Regions from separate parts of the Homo sapiens genome. Here all the other regions are linked to region 5. Evidence: chromatin loops called from intact Hi-C (ENCODE). Cell type or tissue: PC-3. All regions are shown on one strand. Each heading gives the region's core, and the rest is flanking DNA. Links, peaks and the distances in the headings are about the cores only. Region 1 overlaps DMXL1-DT (DMXL1 divergent transcript). Region 2 has its middle 110 kb from the start of FAM170A. Region 3 overlaps DMXL1 (Dmx like 1). Region 4 has its middle 40 kb from the start of TNFAIP8. Region 5 has its middle 40 kb from the start of HSD17B4. Region 6 has its middle 21 kb from the start of TNFAIP8.

Region 1 (5,187 bases), core at 473-4,472, 390 kb after region 5:
GCCCATCAATGATAGACTGGATAAAGAAAATGGGGCACATATACACCATGGAATACTATGCAGCCATAAAAAAGAATGAGTTCATGTCCTTTGCAGGGACATGGATGAAGCTGGAAACCATCATCCTCAGCAGACTAACACAGGAACAGAAAACCAAACACCACATGTTCTCACTCATAAGTGGGAGTTGAACAATGAGAACACATGGACACAGGGAGGGGAATATCACACACCGGGGCCTGTCAGGGGGTGAGGGGAAAGGGGAGGGAGACCATTAGGAAAAATACCTAATGTATGGGGGGCTTAAAACCTAGATGACAGGTTGATAGGTGCCGCAAACCACCATGGCACATGTATACCTATGTAACAAACTTGCACGTTTAGCTCATGTATCCCAGAACTTAAAGTAAAAATAAAGTAAGCAAATAAATAAATAAGACAATTGAGTGATTCCTTTGTTAATCTCTGAGGTACCCTTTTCCTCCCAGTTCTTCCTTTTCATGTCCCTAGCCGTGTCTGGGGTGTTATGATTGAATCATTCTCTTGGAACCATTTCCTTGTTTGACACTCACCTGCCATTTGAACAACTGAAATCTAAAGTCATGTGAAACAACCTCAAATTTGCTATAGCTATTGGATTTGGCTGTTGTCCCTCACTTATGAAGGAATAGCTTTATAGCTCCTACCTGGATTCTGAGATAACGAAACCTGGATTCAAGTCCTGGCTCTGTCACTATTTTTGATGAATGATTAAAGACTTCTTGACACTAGAAGTTCTCTCTAGGTTGTTTGGATGAACTAGCTGAAGCTGGGGCCTCCTCTCCTTTTGCCAGTGAAAGTGGCTATGTCTGAAACAACTTGTCTTGGTAACTGTTGCTCCTTTTCTCCCAGTGGGCAGAGCTGTGACCAAAATCAACTTTCCATAGGAACTAATAAGCAGTGTTGCCAGATGACTGGCACCCAAATTCAGACCATTTAGTGTCCCAGACCAGACTTTATGTCCCTTGTTCATAATTCCACTTTCATCTTGCCCTATAAAGGGGAGAGGAACAGGGGTGGATTCCTCTCTTTAAGCACAGCCCTGTTATGCATCCAGCTGCACCCTGGCCCTACTTAGCTCACCTCTTTGCAAGATGCCCAGAGAATGGGGTAACCCTTCTGCCTGTGGCATACACACCCAGTGATACTGCAGATGTTTGCAAGAGCCCTTGGCTGTCAGCATGATGTTTTACTTTTGTGACCTTTAGTTTCCTCATCTGTGAAAATGGAAAACACAATACAGTCTTCCCTCATATCAGGGGAAGGATTGGTTCCAGGACTCCTTTAGATGCCAAAAGCCACTGATGCTTAAGTCCCTCATATAAAATGGCATAGTATTTGCATATAACCTATGCACATCTTCCTGTATACTTTAAATCATCTCTAGGTTACTTATAATCCATAATACAATGTAAATGCTATGTAAATAGTTGTTCTATATATATATTTTAACATTTGTATTATTTTTCATTTTAAAAACTATTTTTGATCTATGTTTGGTTGACTCTGTGGATGTGAAACTTATAGATAAGGAGGGCCAACTGTACCTCACAGGATTGTTTTCAAAGTTAAATTTATCTATTCCTCATGTGAAGTACTGTTGAGTTACCTCTTATGTAAAAGTTTGCTGCACAGATTAAAATAAATCACCTTTGAGAGAGTTGTGGTGTTATCAAAAGAGCATGGACTTGTGAGTCACATATTTGGCTTCACATACGTTCCAACTTTGTTGCTTTGAGCCCCTGTGACCTTTAGTAAGGTGTGAGCATTAAATGAAATGATATCTATAAAAGGATCAAGTACACATGTGTACATGCTCAATAAATTGTTAACTTGCTTTCCTGCTCCCCTGCCTTTCCTCCTCCCTTCCTCTTTTTTTTTTTTTTTTTTTCCCAGAGATGGGGTCTTACTTTGTGACCCAGCCTGGAGTGCAGTGGTATGATCATAGCTCACTGTAACCTTGAACTCCTGGGAACTCAGGAGCTCAAGGAATCATCCTTCCTCAGCCTCCTGAGTAGATGGGACCACACGTGTGCTCCACCATGCCTGGCTAATTAAAAAAATTCTTTTTGTAGAGTTACAGTCTTGCTTTGTTGCCCTGGCTGGTCTCGAATTCCTGGCTCCAAGCAATCCTCCCACTAGACCTCCCAAAGTGCTGGGATTATAGTTGTGAGCCACCATGCCTGGCCCCTCCCTTCCTCTTTACTTACACGCATGCTTGCTTGGTTGTTTCTTATTCTATTCTTACTTCTCCTTCAACGTTCTCCCTATCTGGACTCTTTCCTCCTCCAACTTTTCCCCTAACTGATATGCTATGTTTTCTCAAACTCAACAAATTCTCAATATGCAGTAGAGAATAAAGGATTGAATCCTTTATTCAATCCTTTAGTGAATGTGGGCCTGGGGCTGGGCGCATTTTCTGGACCTACTACATATGGAAAGGTTGGGCAATGAACATCCATCCTTGTGATAGTTGCTTAAAGTCATCAATAAGTGCAGTAATGCTTACTTCAGTAGCCATCAGATTTGTATGTTTCTGCAAATCTGGGCTGTTCTTTGCTTCCCTCTTCTGGTGAGTTTCTTTCTTTTTTTTTAGATTTCTTCAGAGAACAGCTATAATTTGGAGGGATGTAGTAAACAAGTCAGTAAGTCTAGAGTAGCATCCAATATCTTATCATCTTCCTAGCTCAATTTCTTGCAACTGAGGCAGTATTGTTATTTCACACAATGGACTTGCTGACATCAACGGAGCCAGAAAGACTAGGCAAAATTGAGACTTAGAATTAGACATTCTGTTGAGTTACTAGATAAGCAGAGCCCAGCTGAGATGGTAAGTTCTGTAGGGATAGTGGAGGGACTCTCTCCCTAAGGATCTAACTCAAATGACTTCATGTTCCAAGCAAGTAAGTAAACCAGTAAAGGGGCAGATATACAGTAGGGAGTACTGGAGGCTATGGCAAACTGGGGAACATATGTCTGGCCTAAGGACATTCAAATGTAAACATTTCAAACATTGAATGTGCCAAACCAAATATGTTAGCGGGCTAAATTTGCCCTATGCACCATCAGTTTGCAACCTCCTCAAGACTTACAGAACTTGGTCTCTAGGGAAAACAGCAACAGGTAGTAGTGGTGAGCCAGAAAAGCGGTTCCTAGCAGGAAGGTTCACACAGGTGTAACAGGATAACCTGAGCATGAGTGTTGTTATGGCATGCAATATGGGAGAAGTAAGCCGTTAGTTAACAGGGTCCCAGTTCCACAGATGAGAGTGGCAGGAGGCAGGGCTCAGTGAAGGGCTCTAAGTCCTCTGTGGTGGCAGAGGGAACAAGACAATTTCCAACCAGGAAGGCCTAGGTTATGAATATGGTAATTGTTATGGGAAATCAGAACAAGGATGCAACAAATGGCAAGATCACATATCACTTATTACTGAATCACTTGCAAATTGAATGTAAATCCCTTACAATATTTTTATTGCTTCTTAAAAACTGAGTTTTAAAATAGTTTATTATAGAACATTTAGAAAATACAAAAAAGCATAATAAAAAAATAACTTTTTGGCTGTCCTACCTGAGGAAAGGCAGCACTGTTTCCAAAGCTTGAAGCCAGGCAGGGAATCAAGAACTTCTGTCTTGGGAAGAGGACTTTGGAGTATGGGGACAGGAAACTGGACTAGGAGCCAGAAATGGGCTGGACAGCCTTTATGAATTATCTATAGCAGAGCTGATTTCAGACTATTTAAGATTATTTATCATAATTTTTTATTTGAAAATATTGTAATTAGGATGGCTGGCACGGTGGCTCATGCCTGTGATCGCAGCACTTTGGGAGGCCCAGGCAGGTGGTTCATCTGAGGTTAGGAGTTTGATACCAGCCTGGCCAACATGATGAAATTCCTGTCTCTACTAAAAATACAAAAATTAGCCGGGCATGGTGGTGGGGCCTGTAATCCCAGCTACTCAGGAGGCTGAGGCGGGAGAAGCACTTGAACCCGGGAGGTGGAGGTTGCAGTGAGCCGATCACACCACTGTACTCCAGCCTGGGTGACAGAGCAAGGCTCCTTCAAAAAAAAAAAAAAAAGAAGAAAGAAAATAAACATTGTAGTTAGGAGCCAGAATGTAAAACTTAGCTCTTATCTAGTCAGATCTTTAGTATTCATAATATACCTTCATCTTTTTAAGGAGGTATGAACTATCAGGATGTCAAATATTCATATCTTACCAAAATGCATGTCCTTAATTTCTCTTTCGGGGTTATGGACTATTCTGGATTATATACACTACTGATCTTCCACATTATGGATTATACTGTTTTAGAATAATTCTGGTTTAACTGAATATATGTATAGCGGAGTATGAATCTTTTCAATCTTCAATTATTAGTCTGTTTTATGTAATAGTTGTGGGTCACTGTGTGTGTTTTTAGTATAGGAGTAACTTTTTTTTTTTTTTAAGAGACAGAGTCTTGTTCTGTCGTGCATGCTGGCGTACAGTGCCACAATCACAGCTCACCGCAGCTTCCAACTTCTGGACTCACATGATCCTTCTGCCTCAGACTTCCAAGTACTTGGGACTACAGTCACGAATCACCACAGCCAGCTTGGAGTGACTTTCTAAGGGTAAATAACGAGTCAATTGAGACTGTAATTATATGACTTGGGGCAAAATTAACTGTGGTCAGCTGACTTGTTACCGTATTTAATTTTAATTTTGGAGCTTGTATTCAAAAGCTATTATATGAATATAAGAATAAATGATTTTTTTAACAAAAAAGAGTATTTTAGAAGAGAAACATGATATCTAGAAGAGAAACATTTCAACTTACTATTCTCTGGGCTTTTGTTAAACTACACTCACATCTCTCCTAAAATAAACAAAATCAATCATCCATCATACGCTCATATAATGGCATTTTCAGTGAATAGAGGTATTGTGCAGAACATGTCCCAAAATGTAAAATCTAAGATTTCCCATATGTGGCTGCCACAATAACTCCACTCATGCATTCTAACATCTAATAGTCTAACATTATTTCTATATTTAGTTTTTCTTTAAACTTCCTCTTTTTTTTTTTGTTTTTTTGGTAATTGCCACATCTGCTTTAGCAATTTTGTGATTTTTAAACTTCCTCCTGCAAAAAGGTTTTAAA
Region 2 (5,187 bases), core at 515-4,514, 330 kb before region 5:
AGTCCCAGTGAGCTAAAGATAGGATCACACACACACTTCATATTATCAACGTCTGCTGAAATACTTTAAATTGCGTATAACAGATACATATCAGTTAGCTGTTCCCACAGTAATGCTGCAAAACATAGACATGAAATCTCAGTAGCATAAAACAAAGTCATGTATGTCTCAGGAATCTACAGGTTAGCATGAGAGGTTTGGTTCTGCTAAACTCAACTGAACTCACACATCATTGATTCTTTTGACAGCCAACTAGTCTAGACTGGGCTTGGCAAATGGTGCTGATTCAAGTTGTGGTTCCAGCTGGACTTTGATACTCACTGATGTTTGAGCAATTCAATAGGTATTCATTCTAGGGTGCAGGATAAAGGAACAGAAGGTATCAAGGAGGTAACAGCAAAAGCATGAGAAGGCAGGCAGAAATGCAATGCCTTCTAAGGTCTAAACTAAAAACTGACACACTCCCACTTCCACTCACATTCCATTAGACAAAGCAAGTTATGGCTAAGCCCAAAGTCAAGGTACGAGGAAGAACACATTGCAACTGTGGGAAGGACTGCAAAGCCACAAGGCAAAAGGTTTGGATGTAAGGGGAGGTTAAGAATAGAGGCCAGTATTCCTATTTACCACTGATACTAAATCTAGCTCTGTCAACCAAAAATAAAATTATTGGAAAAATATTGAGGACTCTCAGCATTGATGAAAACTTAAGGATCAGGCTTAGAAAATATATATCTGAAAAACCAAGAAGCCAGAAGCACACAAACATTTTTAGCAGTATTAACCTGCCAGGATATTTCCACCACAGGATTTTCAACATCACTGCCACTTCTGTGAAGGAAACGCTATCATCCTTTCTTTTGTTTACTCATTCAAGATTTAAAATCCTCGGCAGGAGCATCCAATCAACTCAGGCTGGGTTATGTCTAGGCAGTATTATCAGGATCAGAGAAAAAGAGGACCTAGCCCTTTGCATTTTCATATTGAGAAGTGGACACTGACCCCATCAAGATAACATCTAATTAGGGATTCTCCTAAGATATAAGTGGTCTTAGATGCCAGAGAGACAAAGACACAATGTTCAATGGCTACACGGAACTGGAATGAAATAGGAATTCGGTGAATGAAGGAAGGACTTTCAACTATAACACGAAAACATCCCTCATTAAGGGAAGTATTTCCTGTTCACCAACAGGAGGGGGAATCTTTTTTTTTTTTTTGAGACGGAGTCTTGCTCTGTTTCCCAGGCTGGAGTGCCGGGGCGCGATCTCAGCTCACTGCAAGCTCCGCCTCCCGGGTTCACGGCATTCTCCTGCCTCGGCCTCCCGAGTACCTGGGACTACAGGCGCCCGCCATCACGCCCGCCTAATTTTTTATATTTTTAGTAGAGACGGGGTTTCACCGTGTTAGCCAGGATGGTCTCGATCTCCTGACCTCGTGATCCACCCGCCTCGGCCTCCCAAAGTGCTGGGATTACAGGCGTGAGCCACTGCGCCCGGCCAGGAGGGGGAACCTTTAGATCATTCATTATAAATCCTCTGAGGCCTAGCCAGCACCTACTGGCAATACACATTTGAACAACAGTTTCTTTGGGATTATGGAGGAAAAAGTCTGTTAGCCTTACAAATGTTTTTATAATAGTTTTATGCTGCTGAATAGACTTAAGGAAATCAAATATGTTTCCAATTTTGCACTCAGCATTTAAATAATCCGATGTACAAGCAAGAGATATATGGTTACCTCATGTTTAAACATACTCAGGAAAAACCACTGGGCATTGAAATGTACTGCCTCAAATGAATTTTTATGCTGAGAGATCTACACTAACGTGATAGGTCTTCAATTCTACTCGTGGCTTTAGGAAATCTATAAATTCAAATCACTATTATGCTTAAATAATGCAATTGCACTCAAGGGACATAGACTGTAATATCGGATTAGGTCATGAGATTAATGGATTTGGAGGGTCTCTTTTTTTTCCTCCATAATTCATTTTTGTACTAAATATTTATAGTAAATCAAGTCTGTGTCACAAAATAGCCATTTGGGTTAGTGAACAGAAGTGGAACAGGAGCAGAAAGGAAAGTTAGAAAAGGGAAGGGAGGAGCGAGAGTTGGCAAGGGAAGGGGGTAAGAAGGAGGCAAAGGGAAGAAAAAAAACGCCTCCTGTCCATCACCTCTCACTACTCTCAGGCATGGTGATTCTCTGTGTTTTCATTCCTTACTTAGGCCAAGCATGTCTTCTTAAGCAATTTTCCACTCAACCAGTTGGGGTCACTGTTGTCAGGTAAAACAGTATGGCCCTCATTAATCACACCCACAATTGATGCCCAGATTCCTGTAATCCCAAACCTACTCTTTTTTTAATCTATTTTTTTCTTCCTCTTCTTCTTTCTCCTCCTTTTCCTCCTCCTCCTCCTTTCTTCTTCTTCTTCTTCTTCCTCTTCTTCTTCATCTTCTTCTTCTTTTCTCCTTCTTCTCCTTCTTCTTCCTTTTCTTCCTCTTTCTTCAAAGAAAGGATATCCTTTATTTTAAAAGGCATAGCAAAAATAGACTTATCAAGATGTCCACTCAGATAAACTAATAAGAGTGAAGAGAAAGAAATGCAAAGGTGGGGTACTGCCATTTAGAATATGATATTGCATCTAAACAACCCTCTGGGCAGTGGTTTGGTCCCTATTAGTGTCCTCTTATAGATGGACTGTCCCCACACCAGTTCTTTGGTCTTTAAGTTGTTCCCAACCATATTAAGCAGAGGTCACTTCATTTCTTTCCAAATTCTTCTACTAGATAAAGTGTGCTGGGATGAAAAGAGTGAACCACTATTTTCTTGACTGAAAATGATAATAGACTCAGGCATTTCAAGACACATAATGGAGATGGCCCAACAATGCCCCAAAAGGTGATATCATAGAATAAGAAGAATGAATGCAATGAACTAATTCTGTTTAGTTGTGTAATCTAATGAAGTCATGCCACAGTTTGGAGCCTTCAGCAGTAAAATAAACGGCTTTCAAATTGAGGCTATTTTTAAGTTTCTCCATTAAATATAAGTATTTTTTTGAACATATACTTTTAAATAGGCTACCTAGTTCTAACTGGATATAAAATGAAAGTAAGGAGAATAACTGAAATGTCCACCCTTTATGCTCAATAAACTACAGTAATTAAATTGGGTGAGTGGGTCCTTCTCTTAAAAAAAACTTTCTATTAAAAATGATGTGTCCTTTCCTCATCTAATGCAATCCAAAGACTCCAAATAACTAGAACATGGACATTCTTTATTTATTCTTGACAGAAACTGGGCACATAGGGTTTGAAATCATTATACTTCTGGCCTAGACAACTCACCAACAAATTATGGTTTCAATGGTTACTACCAACAATGGGTTTTAGTCCTCAATTTTGCTAGTGATAAAAAAAACCTGATGCTAAAAAAAAGGGCTTTTTCTTTTCTTTAATTCCAGAGAAGTATTGGATAGATATAAACTTCATTACTTTCTTATTGTTTTCAACAGTCATATGCCACATAATGACATTTTGGTCAATGACAAACTGCATATAAAATAGCGGTCCCATAAAATTACAATGGTGCTGAAAAACTAGTATAGCTTAGTGATGTCATAGCCATGTGGTGATGCTGGTGTAAACAAACCTGCTGAACTGCCAGTCATATAAAAATGTAGCACATACAACTATGTGTGGTACATAAAGGTTATTACAAAAGGGTCAAATAGTTTTTTAAATGTTAAGTTTATAAAGTAAAAAGTTTCCAGTAAGCTAAGGTTAATTTATCATTGAAGAAAGAAAAACACTTTTTAACGAATTTAGTCTCGCCTAAGTGTAAAGTGTTTATAAAGTCTACAGTAGTGGACAGTAATGTCCTAGGCCTTCACACTCACTCACTGACTCACCCAGAGCAACTTCCAGTCCTACAGCTTCCTCAAAACGTAACCCTATCATTAAACAATGCATGACTGTATTTAGAGCGTCCAAAAGAATCTTTGTCATCATGGTATTCCTTAATTTACTCCAATAAATGTTCCTACAAGACTCAGATGTACTCAATTATTTGCATGCTTTACCTCTACTATTTAAATTCCTGCCAAATTCCAAATTAATTTTATTCAGCATTATTTCCTATAGTCAAGCAGTAAAAGAATATTGTCTAAATGCTAATCTGCTGTTTATTCATTTTCCTTGTACAGCTTCAGTCCCCCAGAGTTTGACAGTTCAATAAATCCTTAAAAGAGATTGTAATGCTGCCTTGCTATATATTGTTTTCTCCAAGAAAATAAATTAAGAAACTTTCCCACCTGTCACCCTTTAAAAATGAGAAAGAAGTGTATCTTTCTGCCTATAGAAAACAGGCTTTGAATATGGAATTAATTACAAGAATCTGGAATAAAAAATAGTCCCTGGCTAACAGAAAATGATTTCAATAGATTCTGGCAAAAGCTTTTCTATAATTTGTTTCCTTCAGAACAATCTGATCAGCCTCATTCTCATAGGATGCTAAAGCAGAGAATCCCATATGTGCTTATGCAATATGCAAAAGGTCTTTGGATTTTTTCTGCAGCTTTAACTACAGCCCTTGGGTTTGCCTGTCATTGAAGACAATCTGTGCACAGTTGATTGAAAATGCAATTCATTATATGACTCTTCTTAATGTCACAAATTGAGAAGAGTGGTTAAACTTTGAGTCATGATTGGGGGAAAGAAGACTTAATATGCAGGAGCTAATTAATATGAAAACAGCTAATGAATTAAGAGTTATACACAGTTGACAGGCTAAAATAGAGCAGGTTATGTAGAACTCAATTCAATCCTGTTATTCTCCTCATGCCCTCATCACCAAATACCCACACTGGGCAGGTAAAGGCTGTGTGGTGCACAATTGCCTGTGCTTTAAGGTTTATTCCACTAAGTAATCTACTCCCTTCACACATACCAGGTTTACTTTACAACTGCCTGAATTCATAAAAGCCTCACCATTGCCTCAGGTTGCCAGATGTTCACAAAGCATGGTCAGTTGTTTTTGTTTTTTTGTTTTGTTTTGTTGAGACAGCGTTTCATTCTTATTGCCCAGGTTGGAGTGCAATGGCGTGATCTCGGCTCACTGCAACCTCCACCTCCTGGGTTCAAGCGATTCTGCTGCCTCAGCCTCCCGAGTAGCTGGGATTACAGG
Region 3 (5,187 bases), core at 804-4,803, 240 kb after region 5:
TAGAGCATGAACCATGTATTAAAGTAAGCCCTCCAACACTCAATCTGCTTTTTCCTCAACCAAAATGTGAAGAAACAGCCTGATAACTGACAGTTCACCAACGGACAGGTCACTGAAGAATATGCTACCACATATTCTAGTTACCTTAAAAACAATTTGAAGAGAGTGAAACTAGAGGAAAGAGAAAGAGAAAGGATATAAGGTATAAAAGGCAGTAACTGAAAGGCAGTGGAGTCAGGCATTTGTTTTAAGGAAGAGAAGACTCTAAACATGGCATGGCAAGGGCCATAACATTAGGCAGAACTGAGGATGAAGGAGAAACTTCAGCTAGGTAAGAAAGCAAACCAGACTAGAATATTAAAAGACCAGGTTCTTCATCTGATTGTGAAGTATGCCAGTCATTTTGTAGATAAAAATGGAGAATGACAGATCAAATCTAATTGCTAATTTTTCCTTCAAATGTCAATAAAACGTAGTATGAATTAAAAGATATTATATAATTGAAGATGACAAAAACTATATATGGGAGCTTGCAAAAATGATCACAGTATTTTGCAGCTTCTGCAAGAGAGAGTTGGACGTACTTCTCCACTCACTGAATCTGAGCTGGGCTTGACTTGTTCGACCAAGAGGACCCAACAGAAGTGAAGTGTGAGTTCCGAATCTACACCTCAAAAAGCCTTGCAAATTCTATTCTTGCTGCTCTTGAACCCCTGAAACTACCATTTGAAAAAAATCTAGGTGTGACTGGGCCATGGGGTGCACAGACATTTGACCAAACATTATTCTGGGTGTCTGTGAAATGTTTTCAGATGAGACAAACATTTGAATCAGACTGATTAAAGCAGATTGTGCTCTGTAATGTGAGTAGACTCAACTGGCAAGACCTGAACAGAACAAAAAGGCTGAGTAACTCGCATCTAACTGCACTGAGCTGGGTCATTGCTTTTCCTGTCTTCAGACTTGAACTAAAACATCAGCTCTTTTTGGGTCTTCAGCCTGCTGACTTTCTGACCTGAACTTAAATTATAGCTCTCCTGGTTCTCAGGCCTTCTGATTTGGACCGGAACTACACCATCAGCTCTCCTGGGTGTCCAACTTGCCAACTGCAGATCTTGGGACTTTTCAGCCTCCAAAACCACATAAAACAATTCCTTATAATAAATCTCTCTCTCATTATATATATATATATATATATACACACACACATATATATATATACACACACATATATATATACACACATATATATATATACACACACACATATATATATACACACACACACACACACACACACACATACATCCTACTGATTCTGTTTCTTTGGTGAATCCAGACAAATATATTAGGCTTGCCTGCTGGAGGATGAGATACATATGACCCAGATTCTCCTGTCAGTGCTGTCAACATGCGCCAACCACCAGAAATGTAAATGATGCCTTCTTAGATCATCTAGAACCTGACTAACCCACCAGTTGACCAAAGATGAATGAGAGAGTCCAGACATTAGTATAGCTGGCCCAAACCAAAGAACTAATGAACCAACTCACAGAATTATAAGCAAAATAAATGATGGCTTTTTAAGCCACTAATGTTTCAGGACAGTTTTTTTTTTTTTTTTGGCGGGGGGTGGGCGCGGAGTTTTGCTCTTGTTGCCCAGGTTGGAGTGTAATGGTGCGATCTTGGCTCACCGCAACCTCTGCCTCCTGGGTTCAAGTGATTCTCCTGCCTCAGCCTCCCAAACACCTGAGATTATAGGCATGTGCCACTACGCCTGGCTAATTTTTTGTATTTTTAGTAGAGACAAGGTTTCTCCATGTTGGTCAGGCTGGTCTTGAATTCCTGGCCTCAGGTGATCTGCCTGCCTCGACCTCCCAAAATGCTGGGATTAGAGGCGTGAACCACCACACTGGCCTCAGGACAGTTCTTAAGCAGCAAAAGGTAACTGATACACCACAGGTATGCTATAATTAGTTTTAAATATGAAATATAGTTTGGCTAAAATGAGCACAATCTGAAAGAAATTAAATTCCAAACTGTATAATAAGCACTATGGGCATTTATACTACAGAGCAGTACAGAAAAATAAGTAGTGAAATTTAATTACAAGGATTAAGGTAACTAAAGAGGGTAAAATTGTAGGACAGTCCACCATCAGGAAAACAGAAAATCGAATTGGTGTGATACAACCTGTGAGGTGGATGAGAGCTACATGATAGACTATTAAAAAAAAACAAAAACCACTAGGGATATATGAAAATGGTCAAAGTCAGTTATACTTCAAAGGATTTCAATATGTCTGAAAAGTAAAGATAAAATATGACATTAACAGCAGATAAAGTAATGATGAATAGGATGCTTTGGTTGATTAGACAATTAACTATAACAATATAATTAGTTGCATGCATTAGAATCACACAAGGAACTTCTTTAAAAATATACATTCCTGGGACATACTCTCACAAACTGATTGAATAAGTTTGGAGTGAACTTGAGAATCCAGACTTTTAACAAGCACTGCAGCTGATTCTGTTGTAGCTGGTTCACAAAGTACTGCCTATCCTAGAAGGATGACAGGGGCAAATAGTTCACATTATCCTTAAAATGTGGATTTCTTTAGTATTAACAAGGGAAAACTTCGTTTACATATTAGTGCCTTTACATTAAAATATTAAGTTTCTATATTTAAAAAACAATGAGCTTTTTGGTTAAATGTACTACTAAAGGACTCATACGTACCTATTTTTCTTAAAGCAGCTAGACTAAATAACTAGGCATTGTGATAAAAAATTCAAGAACTCTACCGGGTGTAAGTAACATGAGTAAGATAAGCCAGTCTACAACCAGAAGATTTCTTTAATAGGAATCAACATAAACTTGGCAATGTAACAATTGCTATGCTTAGTCTGATGTTTAAAATTACTTAAAAAAAAGCCTTAATATTTATCTTGTAGTTTTATCATTGTACAGATGAAGTAAAAGCTTGAAACCAAGCATACTTACTTTATTGCTTTGGATATCAGGGTGGGGTGGTGAATCAAAGTTTATTATGGCATGGAGAATATCATGTGTCAGATTACTAAGGTGCAATAATGGATTGGCAACTACTGTTTTGGCATTGGCTGTACAAGCAAAGAGGAGAGGCACTGAGGTTTGCTCTGACAGAGGGCTAGAAAATAGTGGTTCTGATGTTTCCTTAAAAACAAAGAGGGATAAAAGGTTAACCAACTATTTACAGTTACAAACCATTACTTCAGTAAATCAAGGGCTCTTTAAAACACTTCAAAACAATTAAAAAATAAAAGCATAATAGAAACTTAGAGTTAGAAGGGATGTGAAGAAGTCAGCATTTCAATAATCATATTTAAAAATAAGACATTTAGGGGCACAGAGAGGGAAAAAAAAAATAAGACAATATCCTCTTGCAATAAGAAGTCTGTCACCCTACAAAGGCATTCAGACAACACTTTGGAGTGTGAATTAAGCAGGTCATAAGGCCTGATACTGAATCGTCTGTAACTACTATAAATACACAACTCTATAATTCATAATATGAAGGACCACACAAAAGGGAGCTTTCCCTAAAGCAACCGTAATAAAGAAAATCAAGTCTTAGTATTCAAAACCAAAAAAGAAACACCAAAAACAGTTTTAGACATGTACCATTTTTGACTATCAAGTAAATTACATACCTGCTGAGATTCTTGCAAAAGCAAAATCAATTCCATTCTTACAGATGCAAGACCCCCACCATGGGATCCATGAAGTATGCAGTAACTAAGAAACATTCTCAAAAGTGACTGATACTTCAAGAGCCACTGTCTTTTTTCCTGAAAATTTTCTCTCAGTTGTTTCACTTTTGTTTGGTGAGGCAAATCTTCAGCATCCTCATTTAATCCAAATTCATCTTCATTTCTGCCAAATGCAGACTGTAGTTCTTCAGCATCTGAGCAAAAGTCACAAGTCCTCTGAAGAGCTATCACCTCTTTTTCAAGCCAGTGGTATAGTTGGTAACGCAATTTTCCACCATCTATTTCATAGCCAGTAGATAAAGTACGAAGTTCTACTGTGAGAATCTTTAAACATGCTCTAAATTTTAACTGAACTGCAATTATATCTTCTGATGGATTTAAAAGGTCATTTTCATCTAGTGTGCTGAAAGATTCTGTGTAGTTAGAACTTATGTCATCCAACTTTTTATCTGTTTTTCTCTGTAAAGGTTTTAGTTCTTTCATTGAAATAGGGACATCCTCATTTTCTTCATCATTATCACTGTCCCATTTTAACTCTAAAGAGTCATCCTGAAACACAACACTTGGTTGGCTCCAGTCAAAAGAAAGAGTGGAGTTTGATTGCTTCTCTGAGGAACCCTCTGAAGAAGATCCAAAACCATTTATCAGTGACTGTGACCAATCAACAGCAGAAGACTTATCTTCCCTTGCATCCAACTTTAATGGAGAAGAAGGAGAACAGTCTTTACTAGTATCCAGAAAACTAGAAGCCCTATAAAAAGGTCTTGTTTTCTTGATGACTTTAGGCATCTTTGATAATACTTCCAAAGCCAACATTGGGCAGCCAGCTTTTAAATGAGCACTGGCAGTGGTAAAAAATAAACGTCTTTCACTTAAATTAATTGTTCCTGCCAGTCCACTTTTTCCTGTTAGGCTCATATGTGTGGAAAATGTATCAGATGATCCAAAATGACGTCTCAGCAAAAGAGGATGTGTTCTTAGATAATTGTAGAAATTAAAAACTGTAGGATTACTGGCTGATAAAACTTGATCTGAAAGTAAATTCATTTTATGAGCCAAGAAAAGTTATGAACTGTGTGTTTCTATTGTAGTGTCTTTTCTCTATCTACTATGACACCTTTATCTAAAGAGTCTTTTGACAAAATTTTACTAATAGGCCACAATGATCCATGGCACTGAAGAGACAACAACACATTTATAATGAACATGTTCTAACAAAGTAGGAAAACAAAGATTATGATGCTTTCCCATTGAAACAAGTCTCTTCAGGTAATATTCTAGGATAATTTAAAACGTCCAGTTATAGACTCTTAGTTCTTTTTCTCCTACTTCCCTGAACACTTCTCCTCAGTCTGCTTTGCTAGTCCTCCTCATCTTCTCTACCTTTGAACACTGAGAGTCTCCTAGGGTTCAACTGCTGACTTATTTTCTA
Region 4 (5,187 bases), core at 549-4,548, 97 kb after region 5:
GACGTGGGAGGATTGCTGGAGCCCAGGAGGTCAAGGCTGCAGTGAGCTGTGATCACATTACTGCACTCCAGACTCCAGCCTGGCTAACAGAGGGAGACCTGTCTCAAAAAGAAATCCATTCTAGAACAAAAGGCTGATATAGAGCACTAAAGGTACCACTTGAAATCCCCGTTTAAAGGGACAAACTGAAAAAAAAAAAGAAGTGTCAATCAATCACCTGCAAAAGATCAATGAATTCAGAGCATTTCAAGAGCTGTGACTACTTTGATCAGTTTTGGGGAAGAAAACAGTTTGACTATAATTAATGTTTGACTATAATTAATTAATATAATTAATCAAGGTGGTAAGTCAATTAAATTCACCACCTTGATTAAAGACTAAATTTGACAACTGCATACAAGAAAAAAACACAACTTATTTATGACGAAGATCTTTTATGTGTCCCACACTCTGGAAAAGTGGATGTGTCCAAAGGAAATAAAGATCATGATATCAACTATATAAGGTAGGGCTGGGTGCAGGAGCTCACGCCTGTAATCCCAGCACTTTGGGAGCCAAGGCGGGCAGATTACTTGAGGTCAGGAGTTCAAGACCAGCCTGGCCAACATGGTGAAACCCCCGTCTCTACGAAAATTAAAAAATTAGCCAGCATGGTGGCCTATGCCTATAATCCCAGCTACTTGGGAGGCTGACGCAGGAGAATCATTTGAACCTGGGAGGTGGAGGTTGCAGTGAGCCGAAATCGCGCCACTGCACTCCAGCCTGGGCAAGAGAGTGAGACTCCATCTCAAATAATAATAATAATAATTATTATTATTATTATCATATAAGGTAAATATTTGATGATAAATATAGGTCAATATAACCTGCTATGAAAGCATCCTGAATATCTCAAAATTAAAGAAAACTGATTTTGATACAATTAAAAAATGCCTTTCTTAGCCTCCCCTTATCTAATCAAAAGGAAGAAAGAATAAAAAGTCTCTACAGCACATAGAATCAGATTTCTTATATAATTTCTTATATAATCACTTTCAAATGGTTCATTCTGTAATTTTAGAAAACTTTATATCAGGCCAAACAATTTAAAAGCATATTTAAAAATTATTTATTTTGGCTAATTTCTATTGGTTTAATGTTCTTAACTTGGGTCTTCTTCCAAGCCATTCAAGTACAATAAATTTATGGACTACAGGAAGAAGTCCTACCCAAGAAATCGGAACCAGGAGGTGCACCAGCCACAAGGACAGGCCTCCATGATGGCAGACGCAGAAGAGGCTCAAAGGGCAGAGGCAAAACTACTTCCTTTTTATTATCTTGCCGGGTGGCTAAAAATGTAAAGTTCTACATGCTATTATTTCCTCACAACAGGCATATACATTGCTCTGGCATTTCTTCAGCCTGATTTTTCTAGAACATTGTTTCTCAGCCTTGGTTCTACTGATATTTTGGCCCACATAATTGTTATGGGGAGCTTTTGGGTGCATTGTGGGATGCTTTGAAGCATCTCTGTCTTCTACCCACTAGATACCAGCAGCAAACCCCTCCCAGTTTGCTAAAATTGTCTTTGGATATTACCAAATGTCTCTTGCGGGCAGGGCAAAACTGCCCCCAGTTGAGAGCCATGTTCTCGAGCACTGGTTCTTAAATTGGCTACATGTTGGAAGCATCTGAGGAGGTTTTAAAAATACTGATACCTGAGTCTCACCCTCAGAGATTTTGACTTAATTAGTCTGGAGTAGGCCTGAGGCACCTGGATTTTTGAAAGAGATTCTAATGTGCAGCCAAGTGTGAGAATCTCTGCCTTAGAGTTTATCAATACCATCAAGTAAGTCATTTAATCAATTTAACCCAACTCAAAAATGCATTGTATCTCTCCACACTAGGGTCTTCTTTATCTTGGTACCAGAATCAACATGATTAGGGGACATAGAAAGAAGTGGAGAAGGCCAGGTGTGACGGCTCACGCCTGTAATCCTAGCACTTTGGGAGGTCGAGATGCGAGGATCACTTGAACCCAGGGGTTCGAAAAGAGCCTAGGCAACATGGCGAAACCGTTTCTTACAAAAAATATGAAACTTAGCTGGGCATGGTGACACATACCTGTGGTTCCAGCTACTCAGGAGACTGAGGTGGGAGGATCGCTTGAGCCCAGGAGTTAGAGGCTGCAGTGAGCTATGATCTCACCACTGCACTTCAGCCTGGGTGACACAGGAAGATCCTGTCTCAAAAAAAAAAAAAAAAAAGTGGAAGAACTAGAAAAAGGTCAACTGTAGTTCTAATCTGCAAAGTTCTTTACCCTTTTAGGTGAACAGGAACTAGTGCATAAAAATTTATTTCAGCTTTAACATTGCAACTAAAAACACTCCAGTTTTGGAGATTTAGAAAATAAGCCTCACAGGTAGGAAGACAGAATTACTTCCTCACATGGTAAAATGCCAGCTCTACAATGAAGAAACTCTGGAGCTGCCATCTCTTTAATGGGCACCATTAAACCAGCCTCAGAGAAATGCCAAGTTCATTTAAAATAATAAACAAATCTGTGTGTGTGAAGACACCCAGAGGACCCACACAGGAACTGCAATCAAGACTTCTGTGTGTGTGGGTGGTGGAGGTGGGGTTCATCTTCAGATAGACGACACTACCAGGAACCTGTCAGGAGCTGACAGCAAAGCTTGATTCCTGTAAAAAAGCTCCAAGGTCATGAACAGCCCACATGCTTCCCTCCTGTCCATTACACCTCGGGGTCTTCTGCCAGCTTCCTCAGTGTGTTCAACAACACTGGGCCTGACTCCAACTTCTGCAGACAGTGGCACAGCACTGCCCCTGAAAGGCACTGTTCCCCTGGGAGCTAGACTGTGGCTACAGTATTCTCATCAAATGTGTGCCAATCTACTGGTTATGCCAACACACATTGTCTGTTGTTTTTTTGATAAGAAAAAAGTAAGGAGACACACACATGCATACACACATAATAAGGATTCTTCTCCCATTTCAGGAATAAGAATTATCAGTAACTTATGGCCAGGTGAGATGGCTAATACCTGTAATCCCAGCACTTTGGGAGGCCAAGATAGGTGGATCATTTGAGGTCAGGGGTTCAAGACCAGCCTGGCCAACATGGTGAAACCCTGTCCCTACTAAAAATACAAAAAATAAGCTGGGCCTGGTGGCGGGCACCTGTAGTCCCAGCTACTCAGGAGGCTGAAGCAGGAGAATGGTGAGAACCCCGGAGGCGGAGCTTGTAGTGAGCTGAGATCGCACCACTGCACTCCAGCCTGGGCAACAAAGAGAGACTCCATCTCGAAAAACAAAACACAAAACAAAACAAAACAAAAAACCACACACACACAAAAATTAGCCGGGCGTAGTGGTGAGTGCCTGTGATCCCAGCTACTGGGGAGGCTGAAGCAGCAGAACTGCTTGAACCCGGGAGGTGGAGGCTGCAGTAAGCCGAAATCATGCCACTGCACTCCAGCCTAGGTGACAGAAAATAATGAAAAAAAATAAATAATTGGTAACTTGTAGTAAGTGGTTAGGATGAGTACAGTACTTTACTATGCGCCATACATGCTTTAATCTTACTAACTCCTGACAGCACTGAAAAGCAGGTCCTATTAATGTCCTCATTTTATAGATAAAGTAATTGAGGCTTATGCAGTCTTAAGAAATTTATCCAAGGCAAAGCCAGGACCTGGACCTATTTCTCTCTGGCTCCAAAGCTGATGCTTTTAACCACTACACAGTACTGTCTCTCTGGTTCTCAAAAACAAAAAAACAAATCCCAATCAGTGATATGAACTCAACTCTACCACCTGTGAGTGTTTCAAGTTCTTACTGATTTGGGTTGGACAAGGTTAGAAGAAAAGTTTGTGGATATGGAGAGGATGCATGATACACAAATTTTGTTCCAGACTCCATCAACAAGACCACAGGGCACCGTGTATGTCTTTGAATCTGTCTGTTTTTGTGTGTGTGTGCATGTGTATATGACAGAGAGAGGAAACATTTCACAGAACATATGAACATATCCGGGAAAACCTGGTCTTACCACTAGTTTGTAAGTTCCAAGAGGACAGGGACTATTTCTATCAGCATTTATTCAGTCAGCAACTAATACTGAGTGCTTACCACTGGCCAGACCCTGTCCCATGTGCTGGAGATTCACAAATGAACAAAACAGACGACAGACATGGTTTTTTTGTTTGTTTGTTTGTTTGTTTGTTTGTTTGTTTTTAGAGACAGCATCTCGCTATATTGCCTAGGCTAGATGCGAATTCCTGGGCTCAAGTAATCCTCCTGCCTCAGCCACCCAAGTAGCTGGGATTGTAATGCCAGGCATGTGTCATGACACAGGTCATTCTTAACCAGTAATTATGCTGCCTCTACTAGATTTTATGCTAGTTGCATTTACTCTGTCTATAGCAAGGAAAACTAACTTAATTTTGTTTGTCCCTTTAACCTCAAAACCCACACATGAATGCCTAGTGAATAATAAGCACTTTAATATTTGCTGAATAAATGAATTGGTCAGCAGCATACACTTTAGCACTTAATTCAAAAGCTAAGTGAGATGCAAAATGTTTCATGTGCTTGAGCCTTGTTGCTCCAGCTAGTGTATAAACTTCTTAAGCACAAGGATCACATTATGTTTATATGTACCAAATAAAAGCATTCCATCTTAAGGCTGCTTCACAACATACCAGTCCCAGAATTTAAAATAAGCACACATAATTTGTACTTCCATGAAATTATTAAAGGTACTGACAATTCTATTAATAAACATCATTTGTTAAAAAGGAGGCTATCATATTTTGGCAAGTACTAAACTTTAGCAAATGCATATCTTCCCTGTTGTAGGGCATCTTTAAAATAAAAGAAAATGTCAAAGCCCGTGCCTATTATGAGACCCTTAGGAACAGTATAACATCTCTGGATTTGGGGGTTTGGCAGCTCTGGCAATGGTGGTCTCAAGAAAGTGAAAGCAAAACCTACTCCCCTTCCTTCTCTCCCTCCACCCTGGCCCCCAAAGCCTCATGTTTCATTACAAGCTGAGTGCCCTCAGACTTCCAAGTACCTTTAAGGTTTCTGTAAAACTCCTTTGAGCTTGTGGCAGATTTCAAAAAGTGGGCTTTTAAAATAAGCAGAAGAATTTTCTTTGGAGCTGTTAAGTAGTCTTGAACTCAA
Region 5 (5,187 bases), core at 547-4,546:
AAACTTTTTCATTGCCCTAAAATTCTTCTTTGCCTATTCATTCCTCCCTCTCCCCAAGCCCCTGACAACCATTGATCTTTTTATTTTATCCATAGGTTTTCCTTTCCAGAATGTCATATAGTTAAAATCATACAGTATGTTGCCTTTTTCAGATGGGCTTTCTTCACTTAGTAATATGAATTTCAGTTTCTTCCATGCCTTTTCATGGAAGTGCATTGACTCCATTGGCTCTCCTAATGCCAGCCTCTTTTCTGTCTTACTTTCTCCTCTTGCTTAGATTCTATGATCCACCATTACAATCCACAACCTTGCTTCTCCTTTCCTTCTATCATTCCCTCCTGGTTTCCAAAGAAAACTTTGAAGTTTTCCAGTTTAAAATGTTCTCTAACTTCTTTTTTTCCCCCTTTGGCAGTTTTTTTTTTAGAAAATTATTATTATACTTTAAGTTCTAGGGTACATGTGCACAACATGCAGGTTTGATACATAGGTACACATGTGCCATGTTGGTTTGCTGCACCCATTAACTCATCGTTTATGTTAGGTATTTCTTCTAATGCTATCCCTTCCCCAGTTCCGCACCCCACAACAGGCCCCGGTGTGTGATGTTCCCCACCATGTGTCCAAGTGATCTCATTGTTCAATTCCCACCTATGAGTGAGAACACATGGTGTTCGGTTTTCTGTCCTCGTGATAGTTTGCTGAGTATCGGGGGAATCTGCCCCCAATATTTCAATGTAGTTTCTTTCTATTTTCCATAAGTGTCAGCTGGCTGAGAAATAAAGAGAAAGAGTACAAAGAGAGGAATTTTATAGCTGGGTCCCTGGGGGTGACGTCACATATCGGTAGGACCGTGATGCCCAACTGAGCCTCAAACCAGCAAGTTTTTTATTAAGCGTTTCGAAAGGGGAGGGGGTGTAAGAACAGGGAGTAGATCACATGCTTCAAAGGGCAAAAAGCAGAACAAAGATCACAAGGCAAAAGGCAAAAGCAGAACTACTGATAAGGGTCTATGTTCAGCAGTGCACGTATTGTTTTAATAAACATCTTAAAGAACAGAAAAGAGGGTTCGAGAGCAGAGAACTGGTCTGACCACAAATTTACCAGGGCAGGGTTTTTCCCCACCCTAGTAAGCCTGAGGGTACTGAAGGAGACCAGGGCATATCTCAGTCCTTATCTCAACCACATAAGACAGACATTCCCAGAGCAGCCGTTTATAAACCTCCCCCCAGGAATGCATTCCTTTCCCAGGGTATTAATAATATTAATATTCCTTGCTAGGAAAAGAATTTAGTGATATCTTCCCTACTTGCATGTCCGTTTATAGGCTCTCTGCAAGAAGAAAAATATGGCTCTTTTTGCCCGACCCTGCAGGCAGTCAGACCTTATGGTTGTCTTCCTTTGTTCCCTAAAAATCGCTGTTATTCTGCTCTTTTTCAAAGTGTGCTGATTTCATATTGTTCAAACACACGTTTTACAATCGATTTGTACAGTTAACACAATTATCACAGTGGTCCTGAGGTGACGTACATCCTCAGCTTACAAAGATAACAAGATTAAGAGATTAAAGTAAGACAAGCATAAGAAATTATAAAAGTATTATTTGGGAACTGATAAATGTCCATGAAATCTTCACAACTTATGTTCCTCTGCCGCAGCTCCAGCCAGTCCCTCCATTCGGGGTCCCTGACTTCCCGCAGCAGCTGAGAATGATGGTTTCCAGCTTCTAACATTTCTTTCTTGATGTGTGAGCTATTTACAAGTTTGCTTCCTAATATCAAGCAAGGAAATTTCCTAGTAATCTTTTTATTAATGATTTTGAGTGTAATGCATTATCATCAAAGAACATTCCCTGATTTCAAGCCTTTTAAATATAGGGAAACTGGCTTTATGATCCACAATACTGTCAATTTTAACAGCGAAGATGAAGCTCTTTTTTTTTTAAGTGTTGAATAATGATCCATTCTGTGGATGTGCCACATCAGTAGAAGGACATCTTGGTTGCTTCCATTTTTGGCAAGCCATAGTCTTTTTGTAACCTAAGGAAATGATATCCCATAACTTTTGCAATATTCTCTTCATTTGAAGCAAGTCAATAAGTCCACCCCATGCTCAAAGGGGAGAGATTGTACAAGGGCATGGATACCAAGAGGGAAAGATTGTGGGGACAATTGTAGAGGCTGCCCACCCTACCAGGAAAGACAAATGTTTACAGTACCTTGACCACGCCCAAGCAGCCAGGCCAGTTAAAGAATGCCCTGTACAGAGTCCATACCTGTGAAAAAAGTATAGTATTTTTGTTTTAATGTCGCATAATTTACCAAAGTACTGAAAACTTTAAGCCACACTGCAGATGTACTTGGCCCTATTGAGAATAATCCTAAAGCAATGCATAGCACTTTAAAAATTGCTGCCAGCTCATTTTCCTTGAAAAACAGAATCTATTTCTAGTACATTTTCTTGGAGAGCTGCCCATCCTATTCAAGTTTTCAAAAAAGGGACCTTTCAATTAAATTGTCATTTGTTCCACTCCTGCCTGTGCTGCAGAGGAGAGCATGTTACAGAGAATACAATATGCAATAAGTAAAATAATTCCAAAAATATTACAAACATACATTACATCGCTGAGATGTATGTATGAATTCAGATCCTACGTTTTAATTCTTGTAGGGAAATTTTATATTATTTACCCTCAGCTGAAGTAAAAGAGTAAAATTCTTTTGCTTTCTTTCCTTCCCAAGTCGTATAATCCCTGTACTAGTCCAATATTTGGTGAAAAAGGTGTTTGTGAAGCTATATATTGGCAGGAACAATGGATCTACGTGCTAATTTACGACTTTTTACGACTGAATTCTTTAACTCTCTGAGAAGTGTGTCCAGATGCACATAGACCCTCTTTGCTTTGTGTCCTTAGATTATTACATCCAAACTAATTATATTCTCACGTTAAACAACAGAGTGATTGATGCAAACATGGTCTGTGATAGAAAACACTGGCACCATATGGCCACAAGAGGGAGTAAAGAGCCACAGAAACATTAGCGTCTTCAAGGCTAGGCTCTACCATTCCCGAGGAAATAGAGAACTTTTGTTGTTTCTATTTCCCCCACTCTCTTTTTCCTTCTAATAATTCAGAGACTTTCTTCTGACCAAAGGCAGAGCTAGTATCTACAGATCTCGCTGTTACGATGAGGCAAAGTTAGCCCGGAGCAGCTTCTTCTCCCGCTGCTGTCCTGGCTGACTTCCCCAAGGAACACTTTCCAATACCAAACTACCAGCAGTGGGCTCCTGTCTCCGTGCTGAGGGCACCCTCCGGTGCCTGTCTCTGCTCTCCGATTTGCCACCAGAGCCCAAATAGCTGGTTTATGGGAAGACTTGTTATGTTGAACGCTTCAATCGCTTCTTAAATTGATTTATCATGGCACTGAAGCAATTAGATGATATACAGACCAATGAATCCCTTGTAAAGGCTACAGTAAGCACTCAGTAAGAGGAGAAAAATCAGATTGAGAGCCTGGGGAAACATACTTTCCTAGGAATGACATAAATGGAAATCCCTCAATTACACTCCCCATCATTCCTGAGTCCTTGGCACCGGGCGGGGGGTAGGGGGTGGGGGGACGTTCTAAAACTCAGCCCCATAAATGGTGGCATGTTATATACCAAATTACCATACGGTTGTTTGGGGATTTGTTTTTTGTTGTTGCTATTAGTTCAGCTTGAACAAAGGAGTGATGAATAGAGCTGAGTAAGATATTTAGTCCCTCAGCAGAATTACTCAGAAGCTGCAGGCAGTATGTCAGGCAAAAAATACAGGGAGGAGTCAACACAATGGGAGATAAGTTATGACTGAGACAATAGAAATACAATTCCTTGAATCCTGGCTGTCGCTTATTCATGCACATGGATTCATCAGAACAGGTTGCCAAACTACAAGGGAAAAAACTGAAAATAAATTGCCAAATGTTTGCCACAGAGTTTATTTTCCTATTACATTTCTTTGATAAACTCTTCTCCAAAGGATTCAAAGAGTTGTGCTGAATGGAAATTTCTTTTAAACACTGCCAGAGATGAAGTGAAGTCTCACCTTGATGGTGGGAGAAAAGATGGGAGAAGGAAAAAACAATAACCAAGATGCCTTAAAGCAGAGAGGACTGGAGAAAGAGCAATGGCTAAATTCTTCAGTGTGCAAACATGCAGCTGGCTACAGGAAGGAGGGTGCAGCCAAGGCTCTTCACTACAGAGATCTTGAAAGCTTGGAGGAGCATATTGCAATTTTGGAGACTCATCACATTCCGCATCTTGGAATCCTCCAGCAGAGTTCAGATCCAGACTCCTCAAACCCGCCAGATGCCCCTCCCTAACACCCTTCTGCTCTTAACACTGGTCCCTCCTACACAATGCTTATTTATTATGGAGAAATCTGTGCCTCCAGCTCACCATAAACTTGTATTCCTGCCATGGTATATGTTCCTTCCCAGCTTGAGACCTGCTTGAATCAATATCATTTTACACCTGGGCCCCAAAGCTCAGGGACTTCTGAGAAGCAGGCCAGCCTTGTACTCTGGCTGAGAAGTCTCTGTGTCAAGAAGACTCATCTCAGAAGTCTCAGCAAAAGAGGAGGAAGTCCCGGTGGCCTGTCATTATCCATCTCTGATCCAATCACTGCAGTCAAGGGAATGTGAAGCTTTGATGGTCAAACATGGTCACATGCCACCCTTAGAGCTGGAAATCAGCTCCACTGGAACCCCCAGCCTTGAGAGTAGAAGCGTAGACTCCCTGAGAAGGTTGGAGGCTATTTTAAGTAGAGTAAGTGGATGCTGGGCTGTCAGGAAGCAAGACAAATCCACCTCAATCACTTTTCAGCCCTTCCCTCTCTGTAGTCTAGCACAGCCCAGGTGACTATGGAACCTTGTGTATTTGAATAGAGAGCAAATGGAGCTCTTGGTGTTGTGAAGTGTGGTGGCCCTGACTCTCAGCAATCATGTGCTGGTTGACCTGTGATAAGGATCATTAGTATTCATTTGCTCAGTACTGTTTCAGTCTCTGCCCATATCTTTCATTAATTTCTATAGTCACCAAGTCACATACACACAAATCTCAAGGAGACAAGCCAAGACAATGACAACATTTGATGACAACAACACAGATCTCAGATAATAACTGTTAAGGTGATAAGGGAAACTTCAG
Region 6 (5,187 bases), core at 524-4,523, 77 kb after region 5:
GGATCTCTCCCAGGAGCTGAAGGTGTGGTGAGGAGCTCAGGGGCACATGTGGTGAAGGGGAGGAACATTATTCAGCAGTTAGCAGGAGAGGGGCAAATCAGCGGAAAGCCCTGGCCTATTAAGGTCTGGCCAGATTTTTGTCTTAGAATGTGCTCAAAGTCCACCTGCGGCTCCGCAGACAGCAAACTGCATTTCTGCACTTCTACTTGGCAGTCTTACAGCTGAGATGCTGAATTCCAACAGAAAGATTTTCTGGAAGCTGGGGAAATCAGTTAGGGTGTTAATGAGGCTTTCTTTGGTGGCAACTTTAACTGAGCACTCTCATTCTCCATCTCCCACATGCAGCAAATGCTGTAATGCTCCAGTTTAGATGGTAAACAGGAACTGGAGAAATGCTTCTTGTCAAGCTTTCTTACGGCCTACTGCTCACGGCAGCCCCGCATTAATATCTGCATTTCTGCATGTACTTTGTTGTCCTATTAGCCTTGGCATTTTTTATTTTATTTTTTTTTCTGGCTGCTAACTTCCAAGCACATGACCCTGAGTTTTGATAACGAAATTACCTCCAGCAAGCACTCATTCTTAGCTTCTCATCAAATCCAGCTCAGATAGCTCCCTGAGGAGCACCACTCTCCTAAAAATAGAAACCAAAAGACCACAGAGGTCTATGCCCTCAGGTTCTAGTGACAGGCAATTTTACTGAAAGGAGAAATGATACCAAAGGAAGCAAATCAATGCTAACCCTAATGGCTCAAGCTGGTGGGATGTCAAGCTCATTTATAGACAACATATACAAATAAACATGAAATCACCTTGGTTGGCAAAAAAGAAATAGTGCTATACAAACAAATGCAAGTGCAAGATATGATGATGAGGTAAATCTCATATAGTCTAGAATGGGAGCTCTGCTATAACAGGAAGGGAAAGAATGAGGCAAGAGAATTCAGGATGAGTTCTCTCCACAAGCAAATATTTCATGTCACTTTGTCCACTGGATACAGGCTAGGAGACAATTAAACAGGAGACAATGCCGATGACAGCACAAAGTCATTTTCTTCTATACTTAGCACTGGCCAGACTTTCATCATAAAGTGATATTAGAGGATTTGGCCTGTGTCCAGAGGACAATGGTCATAAGATCTAAAGGAGATAGAAGGGGAAAAAAAGGCTTGAGCTTTTTCAAAGTAAAACAAGAAGACAATGAGTATTGGGCCAAAATGGTCCATGTTAAGCTGTACTTGGTGGCGAGTTCACATTCTCTCCTCAACTAGTAATCCTGTTTTCAAATTCATTTTAAATAACATTTAATATTCAGTCTTACCAACTTTCAGGGTGAGGGGGTGATACTGAGAATGGGGTGATCAAACTTCTTAGGACTGTAGAAATTTTATATTTATTATATCCAAATAGCTTAAAAATGAATGCAAATAAGAAATAGGGGAGGCTTTATGAGACTGTAGGTTCTTGTGCTTCACAGCTAATGGGCAGAATACCATTGGGAAAACCTGAAGGATTTATCTCCATAGCAAAACAAAGCAAGGCAATATTCAGCAGAGTATTTCTCTGAAATAAGAAGTATAAGAAGTCTAAGGCTTTCTGTGTTTGTTATGAGGCCTCTATAGGTAGACAGAGACACAGCAGGGGAATATCTAAGATGAACCAGGTTGAAACACAGGTGCTGGAGGAGCCCACAGCACTTTTCTTCCTCTCAGACCACTGTACTTGGAAGTCTACAGCTGCATGTGGTTATGTATCCCCCAGGGCAGGCAGGGTGGCCGGAAGAGTGCCAGAGGCAGGAGGCAGGTTTTCATCCCAGCTCTCACACCATGAGGCTGGATGATCAGGGACACCTGCCTTGATTTCTTTGGCCTACGTTGCATTTGTAAATGAGAAGATTGGACTAAATCAAATGGCTTCTCATCTCATGCCCAGTACAAGTCAAATTCATTATAACTGTCCACAAGGTCCCACCATCTAGCCCCTCACCACCTCTCTGACTCATCTCTCCCCCTCCCTTAAGCCTCTGTACTGTTTCTGGAACACATCAGCCCATTCTCACCTCAGGGCCTTTGCAGCCGCTTGCCCTCTGTTTGGAAAGTTCTTCCCCCAGGATATCCACATCTGGCTTCCTCACACTTCTCAGGTGAGTCTAATATCAATCACATTCTCAGTGAGGATTCACTCACAATTGCAACCACAATTACCCACCTCCACCCCCTCACCCCCTGCAACAATCCCTATTTCCCTCTTCAGCTTGAAAATATCTTTTTCTACTTAGCACTCGGTTCTCCACTTATTATATATTTTACTTATTTATTTTGTTGATGTTTATTGCCCACACCTAGAATATCAGCTCTCCAAGAGCAGGGATTTCTATCTGCTTTGTTCACTGCCTTAGTACCTGGAAGGTGCCTGGGACATAATTCAAGAAGTATTTGCTGAATAGATATGTCCATGGATGGCTGGAAGGGAGGGCAGAAGGATTACAGACCTTTACAATGTCTTTGGTCTGGGGTCTGTGGGGTGTGGTGCTTATGGTCAGAGGGCTCTCTCTGCCATTGGGATGGACTCTGTAACCACATGACAAAAACAAGCCAGCCCAGGTGAAACATAAAGGGCCCAGAGCGAGATGCGGTATGCTTTCACTCCACTGCAGAACCTCCCAAGCACTGCTTCCTGCTCGCTCCATACCTTAAGCTGATGGACATTTACACCCAGCATTCTCAGCAGTCATGCCATGGACTCCAGACACTGTCTATGAGAAATTCCTTAAATTAATGTGATTTGGGGAGAGCACTCACCTCCTCTCTCTCGTTCATTTAAAATTCCTAGGCAAAAGAGAAGTACGTTTCCCTATTGCCAGGATATCACACTAGAGTTTATCCTGAATTGGGAAAAGGTGGTGATGCTCCCACAGGCAATTCAGCCAGTTCCACTAGATGGCAACATGGTCAGGATGTGCTGATATCCAAGAGTGAAATTTACCAGGAACAGAGTAGACAAGCTCCTACGCGCCACTCTGCCACTACGGTTCTCAGCTTGGCACGCACAACCTTGCCTCCCCTTCACTTCTAGCCTGGCTATTTTCAACCACGAATTTACAGTTCGTTCTCAAATGGTTCATGCTTACCCTTGAATGCTTATGACTTAATCACTCCAGCCTTGGAAGCTTTATGTACACGTCTTTCTGCCAAAGTACGCTACCTACCCTCCCTTTGGAACTCTACCCAAAACTCACTTCTTCCACAAAATCCTCCCAAGCAAAGCTGGCTCTGATCTCAACTCTATATATGCAATGACATACAGTCACAGACACATAACCATTTTTTTTGAGACGGAGTCTCACTCTGTCACCAGGCTGGAGTGCAGTGGTGCGATTCTCGGCTCACTGAAATCTCCACCTCCCAGGTTCAAGCAATTCTCCTGCCTCAGACTCCCAGGTATACACACACACACACACACACACACACACACACACACGAAAGGATCACATGCACAGCTCTAGGCATCTAGTAGACGAATGTACATTTACTATAAATGATATGCAGGTGACCACATTCCATACAAGAGAAGTCAGGACTCTATGAAATAATATTTATTGGCTGCCAAGGGTTCAATAATGGACCAAAAGATTAGCTATACCAACACCCACCTATGTCTTCCAAATTCTAGTTTTTCCCTAGTATTAAATTTAAGCTCCAAAAAATCTGTTGAGCAGAACAATTTTAAGTAAACCTAAGCAAATATTATATATCAACTTGAACAAAAGTGTATAAATACCAATATAACTTTAAGGGCTATTTAAAACACTCTATTCTAATCCTTGATAACTTTTTCAATTTACTTTAAAAATAAAATTAAGTCTACTTGTGGGAGCATTAAGTATGGCTAAAAACAAACCTAAGGTGTTATTTTAAAAGTACAAAATGCTTTATATGTAAGGTAAACCGTTTTTTTTTTTTTTTGGTTGTTAGAGAAAATGGCAACAGCAATATTCAAACAATTATCCAATAAGAGAATAGAAATAAACAGCCTTGTGTTTACGGGTTGCCCCACGGTGTTACCACTGCTACCAGACCACTGGGAACCAGAGGTGTCCTACAGTTAATAAACGCATGGAAAATGTAAAAGAGAAACTCTGAGTGAAAAAGCCATCCAATCTTTTCAGAGTCCCATCTCTGAAACATTTCAAATCTTTATCTGTTTACAAATGAAACTGTCTACATGCAAACTTTAAATGTCATTTTTCCACCCACAATACTCATACCTCTCCCTGCTTAACACTGGTTCCCCACACCCAGAGCCATAGCAAAACAAAACAAAACAGTGATTTGTTGAACACAGTAGCTCTAAAGCCACGACCAAACATTATTTCCTTGAAGACAGCAATACTATGTTAGTCATCTGAACATTTTACCAGATTTCAACAAAGACATTATATCTAAACATATTCTGAAGGCCGTTTTAACTCACCTAGTTTCAGCATTTTCTCCCCGTGTGCAATCAGAAGGACAACTTCACAGTATCTTGGTAGAGTCATACAGACTTGAGGAATGCATGCAACCACCCTGTTGACGTGTACACTATGGAACCTGCATCACCCTCGGGGAGACTCAGTCCTTCTCAAGAATAATTCAAAATAATTTATACTATTCTTTTGAAAAATCTACCATAAGCTTACCACATAAATGCACAGAAGGCACTGGTCAACTACAGTCACTTTGAAAGTTGTCTTGCTTGTTATTCTGGGAGCTAGGTTTCGTCACTTGTAGTGGAATGCATTAGGTAGCCTTTAATTGTGAGTCCAGAGAGGTCTCCACATTCACAACAGGGATGGACTGGTTGCTGCCTGCACTTGCTCCCTGTAAACTACAACTACATAGAAATGCAAGATTACCTGTGACAAGCAAACAGGAGTATATTCAAAATCAAGCAGAAACAGGAAGTCTAACGTTTCAACATGCTAGAAAATAGAAACAGATACTTAGAAAAAAAAAAAAACTAAAAAAAAGGGAGAGGCCCCATTCACAGATGCCTGAAAAAAAGAAAATAAAAAAAACACCTCATTCCTACCTGTATAAACATGAACGTCTATTAATAATACGTATTGCTCAGAGGTGTTTCTGTTCTCAGGAGAACTAAGAATAGAGTTTGGACAATGTTGCTACTTAAAATCATCAGCCTTTT

The links. Peaks named below come from ENCODE experiments on the same cell type or tissue, not always from the same donor. Only the 100,000 strongest peaks of a DNase experiment are listed, where the experiment ranks them.
Region 1: a loop joins it to region 5, with 12 times the contacts of the local background. A loop is called at or near these places in 33 of 110 quality-filtered maps.
Region 2: it touches region 5 in a loop (7-fold over the local background); 3 of 110 quality-filtered maps call a loop at or near these places.
Region 3: a loop joins it to region 5, with 4 times the contacts of the local background. A loop is called at or near these places in 3 of 110 quality-filtered maps.
Region 4: it touches region 5 in a loop (6-fold over the local background); 44 of 110 quality-filtered maps call a loop at or near these places.
Region 6: it touches region 5 in a loop (5-fold over the local background); 34 of 110 quality-filtered maps call a loop at or near these places.

Annotation. Positions count from the first base shown.
Region 1 is chr5:119,019,547-119,024,733 of GRCh38, reverse strand. It overlaps DMXL1-DT (DMXL1 divergent transcript), which reads left to right. Exons shown (of 3, transcript NR_134250.1): 2 at 4,494-4,657. Among named protein-coding and RNA genes, the nearest start is that of DTWD2, 34 kb to the right of the region's middle. In PC-3, for the core only: CTCF peaks have their summits at 2,408 and 2,611 (motif pointing left); no DNase peak of the experiment used is centred there.
Region 2 is chr5:119,741,254-119,746,440 of GRCh38, reverse strand. No RefSeq gene overlaps it. Among named protein-coding and RNA genes, the nearest start is that of FAM170A, 110 kb to the right of the region's middle. In PC-3, for the core only: a CTCF peak has its summit at 2,261 (motif pointing right); a DNase peak (open chromatin) is centred at 2,250.
Region 3 is chr5:119,169,789-119,174,975 of GRCh38, reverse strand. It overlaps DMXL1 (Dmx like 1), which reads right to left. Exons shown (of 44, transcript NM_001290321.3): 24 at 3,696-4,786; 25 at 3,007-3,198. Among named protein-coding and RNA genes, the nearest start is that of MIR5706, 18 kb to the right of the region's middle. In PC-3, for the core only: no CTCF peak of the experiment used is centred there; no DNase peak of the experiment used is centred there.
Region 4 is chr5:119,313,219-119,318,405 of GRCh38, reverse strand. It overlaps a transcript of TNFAIP8 not described here. Among named protein-coding and RNA genes, the nearest start is that of TNFAIP8, 40 kb to the left of the region's middle. RefSeq lists an enhancer at 1-85. In PC-3, for the core only: a CTCF peak has its summit at 2,553; no DNase peak of the experiment used is centred there.
Region 5 is chr5:119,410,057-119,415,243 of GRCh38, reverse strand. No RefSeq gene overlaps it. Among named protein-coding and RNA genes, the nearest start is that of HSD17B4, 40 kb to the left of the region's middle. RefSeq lists a silencer at 2,896-3,190 and enhancers at 3,147-3,276, 4,663-4,932. In PC-3, for the core only: a CTCF peak has its summit at 3,019 (motif pointing right); DNase peaks (open chromatin) are centred at 3,013 and 3,793; H3K4me3 peaks cover 1,130 bases; H3K27ac peaks cover 1,339 bases.
Region 6 is chr5:119,332,918-119,338,104 of GRCh38, reverse strand. It overlaps a transcript of TNFAIP8 not described here. Among named protein-coding and RNA genes, the nearest start is that of TNFAIP8, 21 kb to the left of the region's middle. RefSeq lists enhancers at 3,219-3,278, 4,656-4,705. In PC-3, for the core only: a CTCF peak has its summit at 2,943 (motif pointing right); a DNase peak (open chromatin) is centred at 2,954.